Linked DNA regions of Homo sapiens: region 2 is linked to region 1. A link is a loop called in an ENCODE intact Hi-C map of the cell type or tissue named here. Cell type or tissue: heart left ventricle. All regions are shown on one strand. Links, peaks and the distances in the headings refer to the core of each region. The heading gives the core; the rest is flanking DNA. Region 1 has its middle 13 kb from the start of GDF10. Region 2 has its middle 6.6 kb from the start of RBP3.

Evidence for each region. A loop is a pair of places that touch in the nucleus more often than their neighbours do. Peaks named below come from ENCODE experiments on the same cell type or tissue, not always from the same donor. Only the 100,000 strongest peaks of a DNase experiment are listed, where the experiment ranks them.
Region 2: it touches region 1 in a loop (6-fold over the local background); 1 of 110 quality-filtered maps calls a loop at or near these places.

The regions. Positions count from the first base shown.
Region 1 is chr10:47,283,393-47,291,728 of GRCh38, forward strand. No RefSeq gene overlaps it. Among named protein-coding and RNA genes, the nearest start is that of GDF10, 13 kb to the right of the region's middle. In heart left ventricle, for the core only: no CTCF peak of the experiment used is centred there; a DNase peak (open chromatin) is centred at 4,327; H3K27ac peaks cover 226 bases.
Region 2 is chr10:47,337,603-47,345,938 of GRCh38, forward strand. No RefSeq gene overlaps it. Among named protein-coding and RNA genes, the nearest start is that of RBP3, 6.6 kb to the right of the region's middle. RefSeq lists an enhancer at 4,928-5,590. In heart left ventricle, for the core only: a CTCF peak has its summit at 3,170 (motif pointing left); a DNase peak (open chromatin) is centred at 3,139.

The sequences.
Region 1 (8,336 bases), core at 260-8,259:
CTGCTTGCTGGGTCCACCTGCACTGAGCGGGTTGGGTCCACAGGAGGGGATCAGGGCTCTACCCACAGAGGCAGAAGCACAAAGATCACAGCACTGCTTTAGCTATGATGGTATCCAGCTGGATGTGAGTCTGCCAGTGCCTCCCAGAGTCTGACCTACTGGAGGTAGGAGGTGGGGTGTGGAAAAGGGCCATGGGGACAGGGGAAATGTCAGCAAGAAACCAAGTAAATCCCAGGAGGCCAATACTGTGAGTCCTCTGGACTGAAGAATATCTGTTGGGAGATACTCTATAGCCTGGAGCGCATTCACAGAGGTGGGAAGGAGTCAGGAAATGCACTGAACTTCTGTGTAAACAATAAATGATGGGACAGAGTAAGTGAAAACAATCTACTTTTTAAGAAATCATGCCATAGTAATTAGTAAGACTGGTTTCATAAAAGCTGAGCTCTGCTCAAGGGATATAAAATGTACTGGACATTCATCATTTTGCATGTCCCAAACAGCTCACCCTTCATCAAATAGCACATCCCTCCACCACCAAGAGCCACACACTTCCCTCCACAATTGATCCAGACTTGAGCACCTGCCTCATGCCAGGTCAATCAGTCCACCTCTGGCATCCCCAGGCTGGGCTGGCAGGGAGTCATGCCTTTCCTCCTTGGTCATAAACCATGGTGGAGAGGGCCCAGAGATGCTGGACTCATGACCTCCATACATTCACCCCCTCCACTATTCTGTCATAGGAGAGAATGATGCTGATGCCTGAGGCCAGAAGAAAATGTTTATGGCAGTAGTTGGCAAACTACAGCCCACAGGCCAAATCCAGGCCATCATCTTTTTTTTTTGGTTGGGTGGGGGGCAGGGGGGCGGACAGAGTCTTGGTCTGTCACCAAGGCTGGAGTACAGTGGTGCGATCTTGGCTCACTGCAACCTCTACCTCCCGGGTTCAAGCAACTGTCTGCCTCAGCCTACCGAGTAGCTGGGATTACAGGCGCCCGCCACCATGCCTGGCTAATTTTTTGTATTTTTAGTAGAGACGGGGTTTCACCATCTTGGCCAGGCTGGTCTTGAACTCCTAACCTCGTGATCCACCCACCTCGGCTTCCCAAAGTGGTGGGATTACAGGCGTGAGCCACCGCACCCAGCCCATCATTTTTGTATATAAAGTTTTATTGGCACACAGCCATGCCCATGCATTGACATTTTGTCTATGGTTGCATTCACAGGCAGAGTTAAAACCATATGGCCCACAGAGCCTGTAATATTGACTGTCCGGCCCCTAGAGCAAACATTCGCTGCCTGTGGGTCCGCATGGCTGTCAGAATGTTGATAGGCCTACCTTACACATCACTCTCACTTTACAGTAGCCAAGCAGTAATTACATTGTCCATTAACACCAAAGCTGTTTTCATTCTGAAGAGGGAGAAAGGGGAGAAGAAAAGAAGGAAGGGAGGGAGAGAGGGAAGAGGAGGAAGGGAGGGAGGAAGAAGGAGGAGGAGGGAGGAAGAAGGAGGAGGAGGGAGGAAGGAAGGAGGAGGAGGGAAGGGGGCGGGAGGGAGGAAGGAGGAGGAGGGAAGGGGGCGGGAGGGAGGAAGGAGGAGGAGGGAAGGGGGTGGGAGGGAGGAAGGAGGAGGAGGGAAGGGGGCGGGAGGGAGGAAGGGAAGGAAGGAAGGGAAGGGAGGGAAGGGGAGGGAGGGCAGGGAGGGAGGCTGACAATGTGGAAGTCCCTACTTTGAGTTTTCCAGAAGGCTAGCTCATCCCTTCCTCTAGGCAGTTTCGTTATCTCAGCCAATTAATCCTTCATTCTCGCTTGTTCAGTTTAGCTTTGGCTTCTATCGTCCATGATGTCTGAGTAAATCATGGAGGAGTAGCAAATCCTGCTAGAATCATAGGAAACTGACAACTGCTCAGAGCTGAGAGTTTCCGGCTGTGAACTTTTCTACCCTCCTGACTCATGATCGGGGCTCAGAAGGGAGGCCAGAGGAAAGAAGGCAGTGGAGGGGCTTCATGCCATCGAGGGCATCACCCCCATGTGTCATGGTCCCCTTCCTCCCCTCCCATGGTCCTGGAGCAAATTCCCTAACTCTCCAGACACCTTCCATGGGACAGACTCTCATCAGCCACTGTCCCCCCATGAGCCTGGGGCAGAAGACAGCCACCTGCAGGACAGCTCTGCACAGGGCTGTCTGGAGCAAGTCCCATTCCTAAGGGGAAGGAAAGGGCTGTGGAGGCAGGGGGGCTTCTGAGAGGGCTCCTGAGGGAGACAAACTTGATCCTGGGACTCTTGCAGGTGGAGAAAATCAAGGGTGGGTCTGGGGGATGACATGTCAGGCTGAGAGAACGGCTGAGGAGGCCTGTCCTTGGGAGGAAGGAGTATGTGGGCAGGAAATGAGAAGACACGCAGGGGCCTGGAAGAGAGGTGTGAAGGAGGGGCAGGGACCATGTGTTGGTGTCTGACACAGGCATCATGCCACGGAAAGGAGACAGGTGAGGTCCCACAAGCAGGAGGGTGGCAGGGGCACGTCTGTCATAAGGAAGATTGCCCTGTAGCCTTGAGGAAGGAGCCTGAAGGCAGTGGGCCTGGCATAGCGACCAGCAGCAAGAGAGCATCAAGACCTGGATGAGAAAGTGTCCGTGTGCAGAGCAGGCAGAGGGGGCTCCAAGAGATGAGCTTCACAGGACTGGCAGCCGGCTGGGGATGAGGGGAAAAGAGGGAGGAGCCAGCCATGAACCTTCAGCTCCATGGCACCATCACAGTAGGGGAGCAGGTGCAGAAGGAGAAGCAGAAGATCCCTGGAAGCAAGCTTGGTATCCCAGAGCCACTGGGGAATGCCAGCCTGAGGTCTGAGTGGAGATGCCGGATTGGGAAGTGGATGGAGACGTTCTGAAAGAGAAGGCCCAGAATAAGCAGAGAATCCTGAGCTCAGAACTTAGCAAGAAATGGAGCTGTCAGCCCAAGAGTCCAGAACTGAACCCTGCCCATAGCCTCGAGGGCTTTGAAGCCGGTGCAAGATAAGGGAGATTTCAGCCTGCACCTTGACTGCAGCCTTGAGAAAGACCCTGAGCTCAACCACAGCTGAACCACTGACCTACAGAAGCTGTGAGATAGAACCTGTGTATTGTTTTGAGCCATAATAAGTTTGGGGATAATTTGTAACTAAAACACCTTCCCTCTTCTCTCATCTTCATCTCTCCTCCTCCTCTTCCTTCCCCTTTTTTTTTCCTGTTTCTCCTCCTCTTCCTGTTTCTCTTTCCCCTCCCTCCTCCTCCTCCTTCTCTTCTTCCTGCTTCTCCACCTCTTTATCCTCTCCTCTGCTGCCTCAGTTCCCTTCAGTTAGACACAGGTGTCTCTGTGTTACAGGGACCTTGGCAGCACCAGCCCGGTCTGGCCACCTGACATTCCACCTCAGCAAACTGAAGAGCGGGGCTGTCACCACCAAGTCTGCTTAGAAGAATCCTGTGGAACAATGACTAACCCAACTTAGGATTTCTCCTGGGATTCACTGTGGCTGGGGGAAGTGTTAGGACTGGCATACACCAACCCCCTGGCATGGCACTTAGGCAGCCTCTCAGACAGGCAGCTCCACTGAGCCTCATGTGTGGTTTGGGGGAAGCCTTCTTCCACAGAAAGGAGAGAGCTGTTTCAAAAAGAAGGCAGGAAGCCATGCAGGCAGACAAAACAGCTAGCGAAGGGTGGAGTAGCAGGGTGGAGGGTAGGGTAGAGGAGACTGGGGCAAGGGGCCAGGCCATCAGAGTGCCCAAGGCAGAGCTCCAGGATGAAGGGCTGCCTGGGGCAGAGGGGAGAGCTGCTATGTCCCAGAGCCAGAGGGTGGGTGAGAAGAGGGAGGGTACATTCCACCTGCCACTCAGACCCCATGGGGAGGCGGCAGGGTGGGGAGATCCACTGATAGCTGAAGTCACCAAAGAAAGAGGAGATTGTGATGCCTTCCAGGTCATGGAGTGGGCACTGCGCTGGCTGGCACCAAAAGCATGGCTGAGGAGGCCAGGCTCAGAGGGGTTCCCAGACGTGCTCCACTCTAAGTGACCTTGGGCAGTCCCCGGTCTGTTCATTGTCTGCACCATGTGAGGTAAGGGGCAACTCGAGGGCTGCAGCAGCTGCCAACCCTTCCCTGCACTGGCAGCCTCATCTCCCCAGGTGGAAAGCGCCTGTAAATCTCAGGAGCCAGTGGGCGGGGTGCCCTGCAGGCTTTCATACTCGCTCGGCCAATGTCTGCAGGCTGCCGTGCCAGTTTCCTAACGCTGCATAATACACGTCCACAAGTTTAGCAGCTTAAAACAGCACACATGTGTTATCTCACAACTTCCACGAGCCCGGAGTCTGGTCACAGCTTGGCTGGGCTCTCCAGTCAGGTTCCCACATGGCTGCCATCCAGATATTCTCCAGGCTGCAGACCTTTCCGGAGCCCAAGTCCTCCCTCTCCCAAGCCCCTAGCAGCTGTAGTATGAGGGCCCCACTTTCCTCTGGGCTGTCATCAGGGATGGCTCCAGCTCCTAGAGGCCTATGACAGGACCCTTCGTCAGGACATGGCCAGCATGGGAGCCCTCTCTTCATAAAGGGCCCAGGCCACCATTCAAGGGCTGTCACCGGATTAAGGCAGGCCCACCCAGGATAATCTCCCTTTTCATTCCATCAAAATCAGCGGTTTGGGGCCTTCAATTAGATACACACAAAATCGCATGACCTCTGCCATATAACACAAGTGAATCCCAGGAGTGACATGCGTCATATTCAAAGGCCCCACCCCAACTCAGGATGGAATTGCTATGGGCAAATGCACCAGGAGCAGAATTCTGGGGACCACTTTAAAATCCTGCCCCCAAACCTCCCTGTGTCTCAGCCCACACTGGGTCCTGGAGCAACAACAGGGAGTAAGAAAGACTTAGCGCTCAAGGCCCTTGCTGGCCTGATGCAGATGAGACGTGGAGAAAGATTGTTCCACACAGTGGGACGTATCTTACAGGAAGACATGACTATCTCTGAAACGCAGGGGCCAGGACCTTTGCAAAGAATGGAGTCTTGGGGCTGGTTTTTGCAGGACGCTTATTCACCTGAGTCAGAGGGGCTCCCAGGCAGGAGAAATTGCTGGTGTAGGCATTGCCCAAGTCGCCATCCTTCAGTGAACCACCTTCACCATGCCTGCCATCGTTATCATTTACTTAGCTGTTTTTTAAAAAACCCACTCACTCCGTTTTACTTAAATTTATTTTAAACAGAATCTTTAAATCTCAAGTATAAATGGAAAACCAGCATTCCTTGTTATAAATAGAAGTTAACCATAAAAATAAATAAAAGAAACATGGGCTTATGAATTTCTTATGAACCTGCCAGCTGCTTTTCCTGTGAACAAGGGGAATCAGGAAGTGTGAGAGAGATGTTAGAGAAATACCAGAAGAAGAATGATATTTTTCAGAAAGGTGGAAAGGGAATAAGGAAGTAAGCAGTTGTCATGTTGGGACACATGGCCACTCTAGGTGCCTGGGTCCTGCCATCTCATGTGCAGCACCCCAGAACCAGGCTCAGGGGTGGCAAAATGAGTGTGGCGGGTTTATGAGGCCAGAACCTAGGAACGTCACCACCCGGAAGGGGTGAGAGAGGCTGCTGGACAGAGGGGGAAGTTGACTGGAATGCGATTACAACGGGGGCTGTGGCTGTTCCCACAGGTAGCTCTGGAGTTGGGATGGTCCCTCAGTGTTGTCCCAAATTGAGACTAGGGAGCCCAGACTTTTTTGTACAGCCGTGTGGTCCCAGCTGGGAGATGCAGCGGCCCTGGGGAAGAGCAGGCATGGCCACGGGCTGGGCAGCTCCTTTAGGCTGCAAAGGGCAATTCCTGGGGAGGGTTTCAGCCAGGAGCCATCAGCAGGCACCACCCCTGAAAGCTGGGAAATGGGGGCCTCAACCCTGAAGGGTAGAGCTGGGCAGCTCCACAGTGTCCTCTACAGGCTTCCCTCTCCACAGCTGCATCCACTTGTTTTGTATAATCCGGTCCTACCTGGGAACAGCTCCCCCAGGATGCTCCCTGGTCTCTTTTCCTGGGAAAGCTTACAAGAGGAAGAAGGTTAAAGGGGTGATCACAGTACCTGTGCTGCAGCTGGGCTCAGGACCATGGGTACTCACCAATTCCCTCCTCTGCCACCCATTCCAGGTTCTCTTCCACCTTGGCTAGTGCCTCTGCTTCTCTAGGGGCTCACCTGGTGGGTGGCGCAGACTCACGCCCCAGAGAGTTGTCATGCCCTTCTCAAGCTGTGGCTCCTTCCCTTGTCCATTTGTCATCAGAATTGGGCAGGGAGGCACCAGGAAATGACCCAGTAGGTCACCTGGATGCTAAAGACATCCTCCCTGTCCCAGTGTGTGACAGCACAGGTTTGATGACCTGTGCAGGATGGAGACTCCCCTCCTTCCCACCAGTCTCTAGACGTAGGAGCTGGTGGTGGTTGGCAGCACCTGTCACTGAACATGAAAAGGGAATCTTGCCATGTCCCCTGGAGGAAGCATTCCTCCTCTGGGCACCAGGACCTTTAGACCCACTGTGCCGAGCATTCAGGCAGCACAGATTCCCCTGGTGGGCCACTAAGTGTGACGATGAGCAATGCCACTCCTATTTCTGTGCCTTGGTTCCTGGACCCATGATTTCTACTGACTGAGACACAGCAACACATATTGACCATTGGTTTGGGGTGAGTATTGTGTTGTGGAGGATGGCCTCCCACCCTCTCAGAGCATCCTCTCCAGATGGTGCTTCAGCCGCACTTTCCAATGCTCTACCACGGAGATGCGCCAGAACTGGTATATCCCATTGGCCTGTGTTCACTGTGGTGCCTCCTTTGCTGCGAGGTGAGTCCTTTGGTTCCATGCTCTGTCACACAGGATCCTGAAGGAGGATATCAAATGCTTTCTAAGTTTTGTGGTGCTGACTGAGGCTCTGCAGGCAAAAACAGCAAACCAAACCCAGAATATGTGTAGACTCCAGACCAGACGAATCACTGCTCTTTCCAGGGTGGAAAGAATCCAGTTAATCATCCTTCCACCAGGTAACTCGTGTGCTCAGCCAGGGGCAGGCCATATCACAGGCTTGGCATTGGTCTCCCTTGCTGGTTGGCTGCACACTGGGAAGTGGCAGAGCTAGATTGGCCCTGGTCAGTTGGCACTCATGCTGCCATGCTATCCACAGCTCCCATTCCTGCCACAGCAGCTCCAGGCAGGCACTCATTCTGACTGATGGCAGAGGCTGCTGATGTCAACTGACAGAGCCAGTCTATATCCTTGGCTGTCTAGTGTTTCTTCCACAGTGGGTACTCTCTGGTGGACGCTGACATGCAATATAAAGATCCTCTCACTCCCTGCCGACTCCTGTAGGCCTATTCATATGCCTTGTCCACAGGCCTCCGTAGCCCTGACATTTCAGATGTTTTCTTCCAGTCCCCAAATCAACTAATCAAGCCATTTCCCACTGCCCCAAAATCCCTCAGGTCACTTTTCTTTCCATATAAGGTGGATGACCAACTGTACCCCCAAAGCTCTGCCCATAAGGAGGATTTCCCTTCATTGCTGCTGTCTTTCAGGGTCATCCCTGAGTTAGGATACAGTGCAACAAAAGTCCATTTTTACTTTATACCCATATACCAAGTCTACTTCTCCCTGCGCCAAACTCATACATTTTCCTTCTCCATCACCTTATCATAAGGGACCCCCACGTGGTCACAGGTATGAAATGAAAGAGAAGCACAGGTGCACAGTGGTAGATGGCCTGGAGGTATGAGCCACCTACTAGTGCAGCCTCACTGCACCCCCAACACTGCTCATGTGCATCCCAGATGGACCACTTCCATCTTTGATGAGTTACTGCTGGGCCCACCCAAGCTTATGGACCATGTAGACATGGTGGATCTACAAGAACACAGCTCATGACAGGCAGTTCTGGCTGCATGATCACCTGATGGTGCATGATTAAGCTCTTCATCTCGAATGAAGCCCAGTATCAGGAGGTGCTTTTCAAAGGGCATATAATTCTCTGCTGCAGATGGCTTGGACTCGCTCCTATTGAACCTTGCCACAAATCCCACATGATATCTGTCTTCCACAGATACCTGTAATACCACAGGTCTGACAGCTCCTATGATCCAAGCAGCTGGGCTGCTTGCTCACAGCCTAGACAGGTTGCAGATTTCTTTCCTGCTCTGGGTCCACTCACAGCTGGCATCCTCCTGTGTCCCTCTGGGTCAGAGTAGCATTCACAACGATGGAACTTGTCATCTCCAGAGCCCAAAAAAGTGCCAGGAATTGTTTATTCTTAGAGATGGGAAGTGCAAGATACAAT
Region 2 (8,336 bases), core at 33-8,032, 54 kb after region 1:
TTGCCTGAATTTGCAGTCTGCTGGGGCTTGCACAACAGATTTCAGACTTTCCAGCTCCCACAATCACATGAACCTATTATTTAAAATAAACATCTCCATTTTACATCTCCCCATAAGACTCCTTAAAGCGGGGATGTAAAAGGGAGATGTTTATTTTAAAGAATAGGCTCATGATATCTCTGGATTGTAATGATTAAATGAGAACATGGTGTACAACTGCATTTCCATATGCAAAAGAATAAATTTGCTTCCTTACCTCATAGCATAATCAAAACTTAACTCAAAATGGATCAAGGACCTAAAAATAAGAGCTAAAACTCTTAGAAGAAAACATAGGGGTAAGTCTTTATGAGCCTGGCTTTGGAAAAAGATTCCTAGATATGACATCAAGAGCAATGAAGGCAAAATTAGATAAACTGGACTTCATCAAAATGAAAACATTTTGTGCTTCAAAGGACATCTTCAAGAAAGTGAAAGATTAATCCACAGAGTGAGAGAGAATACTTGCTAATTACGTATATGATAGGGGACTTGAATCTAGCATATATAAAAAACTCTTACAACTCAATAATAAAATGATAAATAACCTAATTTTTAAAATAAGCAAATCATCTAAATAGACATTTCTGCAAGGAAGATACACAAATGGCCAATAAGCACATGAAAAGATGCCCAACTTCATTAGTCATCAGGCAGTGCAGATCAATGCTGTAATGAGATACCCCTTCACACCCACTGGGATGGCTATGATCAAAAAGTTGGATAATAATTGTTTTCAAGGTTGTGGAGAAATCAGAACTCACACATTGCTGGTGGGAGTGCAAAATTATACAGTCTCTTTGGAAAACTGGCAGTTCCTCAAAAAGTTAAACATAGAGTTACCATATGACCCAACAATCCCATGCCTAGGCATGTATCCAAGAGAAATGAAAATGTATGTTCACACAAAAACTTATACAGACATTTTTATAGCAGAATTATTCATAATAGCCAAAAGGTGGAAAAAAAACAAATTTGTATCAGTTAATGAATGAATAAACAAAATGTGGCATATGCATAGAATGGAATATTATTCAACCATAAAAAGGAGTGAACTTGAGTCCAGGAGGTGGAGACTGTAGTGAGCCATGGATGAACCTGCAACATTGATGAACCTTGAATACATTTTGCTAAATGAAATAAGCCAGTCACAAAAAGTCACATATTATACGATCCTATTCACGTGAAAAATTCCAGAACAGGAAAATCTATAGAAATCGAAAGTAGATGAGTAGTTTCTTAGAGCTGGGAGGCAGGGATGCGGGTGTGGATAGTGGGTAAGAGCTGAAGGTTACAGGGTTTTATTTTGAGGTGATGAAAATGTTCTAATATTATTGATTTTGGTAATGGTCATAAATTTCTGTGAATACTAAAAATCATTGAATTATATACTTTAAATGGGTGAATTGTATCTCAAGAAAATCATTTTAAAAAAAAGATTAAACGAGACAATCTTCATGACAGGGTACAAACAGAAGCGGTAAGTATTTTCCAAAGCCATTCTGCCTTTGTCCCAGCTACTTCTTCCCTTTTATGAGTCAAAGCATCTCCTCCAATTCCTCACTGTTAGGCTGTCCTCAGATGACAGAATCCAGGCTTTTCTTCTCAGAGACAGATCCACCGGTGGGGAAACAGATGCCCCTGTAGACCAAGTCCTCTCTGCAGCAAGGCTCAGGACACACAAGCCCAGGTTTCCAAAGCACAGGACTGTCAGGGCAGCGCCCGGCACAGGGCTTCGTGGATGTGGTGCTCCACTGAGATACCTACCTCAGCATCCCTGCTCAGCTTCTAGAAAGTGCCTAGGGTGCTGATGAAGGAGGACACTCAGGGAGGAAGATGACTCCTGTGAGTGCCTGCTAGGGACCTCCTTGCCTTAGACCACCCCGAGCCCCTGGACCAACATTCCCACTTCCTTGAATCAGTTCCACATCAGATACCTTAGGCAAGAGAGAGAGAAGGCTGCCTCCTGCTGCCTGGCCACACTTCGCACCCCCTGCTCCCTGCATACTCCGCCTTGCCCAGAAGTTGGTCCTCATGTTGAGCCCACATCCAGATGAGTGGACCCAGCCTCGCTCCCTGGACTTTAAGCCAGCCCTGGGCCCTGAGCCCTCCCTGCTCTCAGGCCTCCCCGGTGAACCCTGCTTCCCAAACCCTGCAATGTCCTGCTGTCAGATTCCCAAGGCTGTGTTCCACTAACGACTCCCAAGCCCCCTGTGTCATCCCACCTAATGGCCTGGATTCCTGAAGGGCGCCCGGGCTGCTCTGCCTGTTGGGTTCAGGCTTCACCCCTGCATCTGTCAGTGCGGGGTCCATCTCCTCCGTCTCCTCTAGACTAATGCCCTGCAGTTACTGGAGACACAGCCTTGCCACAGCCACAGGGGTCCTAGTCCCTGCTGGAGCCTCTCTCCCCACCCCACCTCCTGCCACAAGTCCGTGCCTGGGATTACGACACAAACAGGAACCAAAGCTCAGGGCAGTGTGTGTGGGATCCTCTCTCCCTTTAGCAGGTCCATGTCTCCTCAGCTCTGTGCTCTTGAGCAAGTTCTGTGCTCTCCCTGAGCCCCAGCTTTCTCATCCCCAAAGCAGAAGGAGCAGTGGCTTAGGAGAAATGGCCTGGGTGGGGAGTGATGAAGGCATCATCCATAAACACGGCACATGCCCTGCAGATTCAGACAGCAGGGACCCGACTCCGATCCTGGGTCGCTAGCCTTGTGGTCTTACCTTCCTGTTAAACAGTGTCATTCATGCATTCTCTCCAGATGCAAATTGCTTCCTCATTTCTTTGTGCAAATCAAGCCTTCCAAACAGCCTAAGGCCCCACCCTCCTGTGTTCAGTCTCTAGGATATCTCTGGCTGAAATGTACTCTGTCTGAAAACTTGAACTTCTGTCCTCACTGCACAGAAAAGGTGTCGCGCAGGGAAGGGCAGGACAGCCATGTGCTTCCGAGGGGCTTCCATCCTGCAGAGAAGGGGCTTCTATCCTTCCACCCAACCACTGTGTGGGTGATGAGCCCCTGGCTGATGGGAACTTGGTCACTATTCTGAACCCATTACACACCTCAGAACTCATCCAGGTTCAAAGGCCCTAGGCTCTGCTGCCTGACACACAGCACCCCCTGGAGGCAGCAGTGGGTAATGCACCCTCATGATTCCAGCTCCTGCTGGAATCACTGACATCAGGCAAGTGATGTCATCTTTGAGGCTGTGAATACTTTCTAATATAGATCATTAACAGCTGGAATAATCTATGTTCTGATACTTCAGTTATCGTTTTCCTCTGATGACACAAAACTGTGAAATGCTCAGTCGAAAAGTAGGAATAAGGTATAAGCCCAACCAGCCCTCCTTTCATGCTTAGCGCAATACTTCTCAGCCCCTCAAGTACTTGAAATAATATCAATTCCATACAAACTTTTCCCAGCAAATAGAAAGGGGGAGGAATAGGAAGAGAAAAAATTACTTTCCAACACTTTTATGAGGTAGACGTTACCTAGATACCAAAACCAAAAGAAAAGAAAACTTGAGAGCGATATTCCTTATAACCATGCAAAAGCCCTCAACAGAATACCAGTACATTAAATCCAGGAACATATTCAAAGGCTAATACATCATGAACAAGTGAGATTTAACCCATAAATGAGTGGCTGGTTCGAGATTAGAAAACCAGTCAATATGATTAACTATGTTAACAAACTAAAGAAGAAAAAACATCATGTTAGTAGATGCATCTGACGATATTCAAAACTCATTCACGATTTTTAAAAAATTCTCAAATTACTAGGAATAGAAAAGAATTTTCAACTGATAAAGGGCATCTACCAAAAAAAAATCTACAGCTAACTTTATATTTAATGGTAAACTGGATGTTTTCCCCCTAAGATCACGAACAAGGCACTGGAGACCCTAGCAAGAGCAATAAGGCAAGAGTAAAAAATAGCATCCTCGTGGCAGGCACCCGTAGTCCCAGCTACTCCGGAGGCTGAGGCAGGAGAATGGCGTGAACCCGGGAGGCGGAGCTTGCAGTGAGCCGAGATCACGCCACTGCACTCGAGCCTGGGCAACAGAGCGAGACTCTGTCTCAAAAAAAGAAGAAAAAAAAATAGCATCCTTAAGTTGTCAATCAAGAAATGCAACATGAACACCCCTTTAGAAAATTCCAAGGAATCTTCCAAATGTATACTAGAATAAATGAAGGAGTTTAGCAAGTTGTAAAATATATGATCAAAACATAATGAATAACTGGACATTAAAATTTAAAGAAAAAAGTGCCATTTACAATAGCACCAAAAAAAAAAAACCCCACAAAATACATGGGTATAAACCTAGCAAAATATTTGCATGATCTATATAGTGAAACCACACAACACTGATAAATAAATCAAAGAAGGCCTAAATAAGTAAAGAGATATAACGTATTCATGGGTTGGAAGACTCAGTATTGTTAAGAGGTAAATTGTCTGCAAACTCATCTATGCATTCAATTCAATCCCAATCAATAATCTGATTGTAAAGTCAATGATTTGAATCAAAAATGTATATGGATAATCAAAGGAACTAGAATAGCCAAAATAATTTTGATAAACAATAACAAAGTTGGTAGACTCAGATTACATAATTTCAAGACATATTATAAACTGTAGTAAACAAGAGAGTGTGATGTGGGTAGAAAACAGACAAATAGATGAACGCAGTGGAATAGACTGTGTAGAAATAGGCCCACACAGATGCGATCAATTGCTTTTTTATCAAGATGCCAATACAATTCGCTAGAACAAGGAAAGTCTTTTCAACAACTAGCGTGGGCTCAACTGGATATCTAATTAACTGAAAATACATCATAGACTCACGTGAAACCTAATACTGTAGAAATTCTAGAACAAAATACTAAAGGAAAGGTTTTGTGGCCTTGAGATCAGCAAAGATTTCTTAGCTGTGTCACTAAAAGCATGAATCGTAAAGGGAAAAAATGATAAATTTGGACTCATCAAAGAAAAACTTTCAATCTTCAAAAGACACAGTTGACAACATGAAAAGACAAGGCATGGACTAGAAGAAAATATTTGCAACACATATATCAGGCAAAAGTCTTACATCCAGAACATAAAAATAACTTTTACTTTATCAATAATAAGACAAACAACTGCCTCCCTTCCCCAACAAATGAGCAAAAGATTTGAACATCGATTTCACCATAGAAGACATACAAGTGGCCAATGAATACATAATAAGATGCTCAACGCCATTAATTGTTAAGCAAATACAAATTAAAATCACAATGAGATGCCACAACATACCTATTTGAATGGCTAAAATTTAACTGTCTCTCCTTACCAATTGTTGCCACTAATGTGGAGGAACTGGTAGTCTCTTGCTGCTGGTAGAAATTTAAATTTTGGAAAACAGTTGAGTCATTTCTTAAAATGTTAAATATACATTCCTATCCTAGGTATTATATTACTCCAGCAAAAAGAAAGACACACATCCACACGAAGACTTGCACTCAAATATCCATATCAGCTTTCTTTTTTTTTTTTTTTTAACAGTCGCGCTCTGTAGTCCAGGCTGGAGTGCAGTAGCACAATGTTGGCTCACTGCAACCTCTGCCTCCTGGGTTCAAGCAATTCTCCTGCCTCAGCCTCCCAAGTAGCTGGGATTACAGGCATCCGCCACCATGCCTAGCTAATTTTTGTATTCTTAGTAGAGACTGGGTTTCACCTTGTCTGTCAGGCTGGTCTCGAACTCCTGAACTCAGGTGATCTGCCCACCTCAGCCTCCCAAAGTGCTGGGATTACAGCCGAGAGCCACCACACCTGGCTCATGTCAGCTTTCTTTGTAATATTCATCACTGGAAGCAACCTGAAGGGCTATCGACAGGTGCATGGATAACAAATTGTGGTCCATCTGTGCAATGGAAGGCTACTCAGCAAACAAAATAAATGAACTATTGGTACACTCAACAATATGGGTGAATCCCACAATCATTATGCTGGGCAAAAGAAAACAGATAAAAAAAGGGTATCATTTCTTTTATAGCAAATTCTAGAAGCTACAAGCTAATCTATAGTGTTGGCAGCAAGTAAATCCATGTTTGTCTGGATATGGGAATGCAGAGGGGACTGGGGAGCAAAGGGGCACCAGGAAAACTTGAGGGCGACAGCAATATATGTTGCCCAGGTGGCGGTGAGAATTTCGGGGGGGTATGCATGTGTCAAAACTGACTAAATGATACACTTCAAATAGGTTCATTATATGTTAATTATACATCAATTAAGTAGTGAAAAAAGGACGTACTTATTAGATAATTTAAAAGGTACTGAAAAAATACAATACAGGAAACAAACAAGTGTATATGCCCTTTGACTCAGCAAGCCCAAGTTTGGGAATTTATCCACAAACAAAAAAGCACCTTAGGCCCTTAAGAACGCGTTTTCAAAAACATTTATCGCAATATCGCTGAAACAATATTGAAGTAAAAACAGAAAAAGCTTAAAATATGCCTCACAAAGGGTCAGTAAATCATCAAGAACTACTACAGGATGAGTATCCATTATCTGAAAGTTTTGGAGAAAGAAGTGTTTTAGATTTCAGATTCTTTTTGGATTTTGGAATATCTGTATGTACATAATGAGATATCCTGGGAGTGGGACTCTAGTCTAAACACAGTATTTATGCCTCATGTATGCCTTATACGCATAGCCTAAAGGTAACTATATCAATATTTTAAATAATTTTTTGCATGAAACAAAGTTGGTGTTAAGTACTTATGTGTGAAATTTTTCACTTGTGGTGTTGTGTCGGTGCTCAAAAAGTTTCAGGTTTTGGAGCATTTCAGATTTCAGATTTTTAGATTAGGGATCCCCAGACTACATGTAGCCATTAAAAGGATGAGTTTAATGAGTATACTTCAACTGGGAAGGATGTTTGTGTTGTATGTTTAAGTGAGTAAAACAAAATGCAAATTATCATCTATGCTAATAAACGGCTGACAATAGGATGGACAAATGGATGGGGTGCCCATAGATGTGTGGATGGATCTCTCCTATATGTGCACCTCCCTGCGTGTACACAGACACAGGTGACAATGGCTAGACATTCAATGCTGATTATTTGTTACTAAAGGAGGCTGGATTTTAAAAGCTTTGGAAAAGGTTTGTTTGCACATTTCTACAAAAATGAGTATGTTTTACTCCTCTGATTTAAGAAAAAAGTAAAATGAAAATACATAAAATGAATAAAAAGTCAAGGTTCAATTTGCTTTGAAGTGCATTTAAAAATGTGTTGGTTTGCAGGGGAGAGGAGGCTTGCAGGGTAGAAGAGGCTAGTGAGGCGGAGCTGAGATGAGAAAGGGGTAATAAAATGTCTGTGGTAGAATCTAGGGAGGCAGCCATTAAACTAAGGTGGCTCTAACGCCCTGATTTCCTACAAGAGCAAATTGAAATCTAACTCAGACTCATTTACTGTAAGCAGCTAATTTAAAAGAAACCGAAGCTTAAGTCCAGCCAACCACTGATGGCCAACTGGACATCAGTTGCATGGTCTCGAACTTTCCACTAGGATGTCCCAAATCATGCAAGGGCCGAAACGCTAAGCAACCAAAGCATCTGTAATATTTATTCCACTTCTGCCTTCACCCTGTGGAAGCCTCCCCTTGTGCTCCCTTGCAGAGCCCCAAACTGCCTCTTGTGGGGAGCTACCAGATTCATGAATCGCTATCTGCTCGGATAAGTTCTTTAAAATGTGAACATGTCAAAGCATTTCTTTAAATGATGGCATATAGATATTTGCTGTACCACTTGAACATTTCCATTATAAAACATCGAGGGGAAAACTAACATAAAACAATAGACAGACGAGGGCTTTGGCCACTGAAAAGACAACATCTGTGATGCAATAGGCAAGACGCTCCTTCCTGTACTGCCCAGCTCCGCTTGCTCCCTGACCATCCCTGCAGCAGCCCTGATGTGTCATTGTCCCCCTCTTAACCTGCGCTGCAGGTGCTGCAGGGCTGGGCTCTGGAGCCTGGGTCTGGTCATTTCTCCTTAGATATGTAGAGGCCCAGGAAAGGTTTGGAGCCTAAGAAGCCCTAGGACTCCAGGTCTCCAGGGCAGCCCCAGCCTCTTGGAATGACTTTCCCTAATACCACAGGGGTGTTCTAATCCCAGGCAGACCCAAGCTGCCCCTCACCAACTCCTACGTCCTCAACTTCCTTTCATAACTTCTAGGATGGAAACACCTAATCCTCCAGCAATACTGAGGCTTTTCTCCTTATTCTGTTTTCCCTTTTGAAGAAGCCAAGG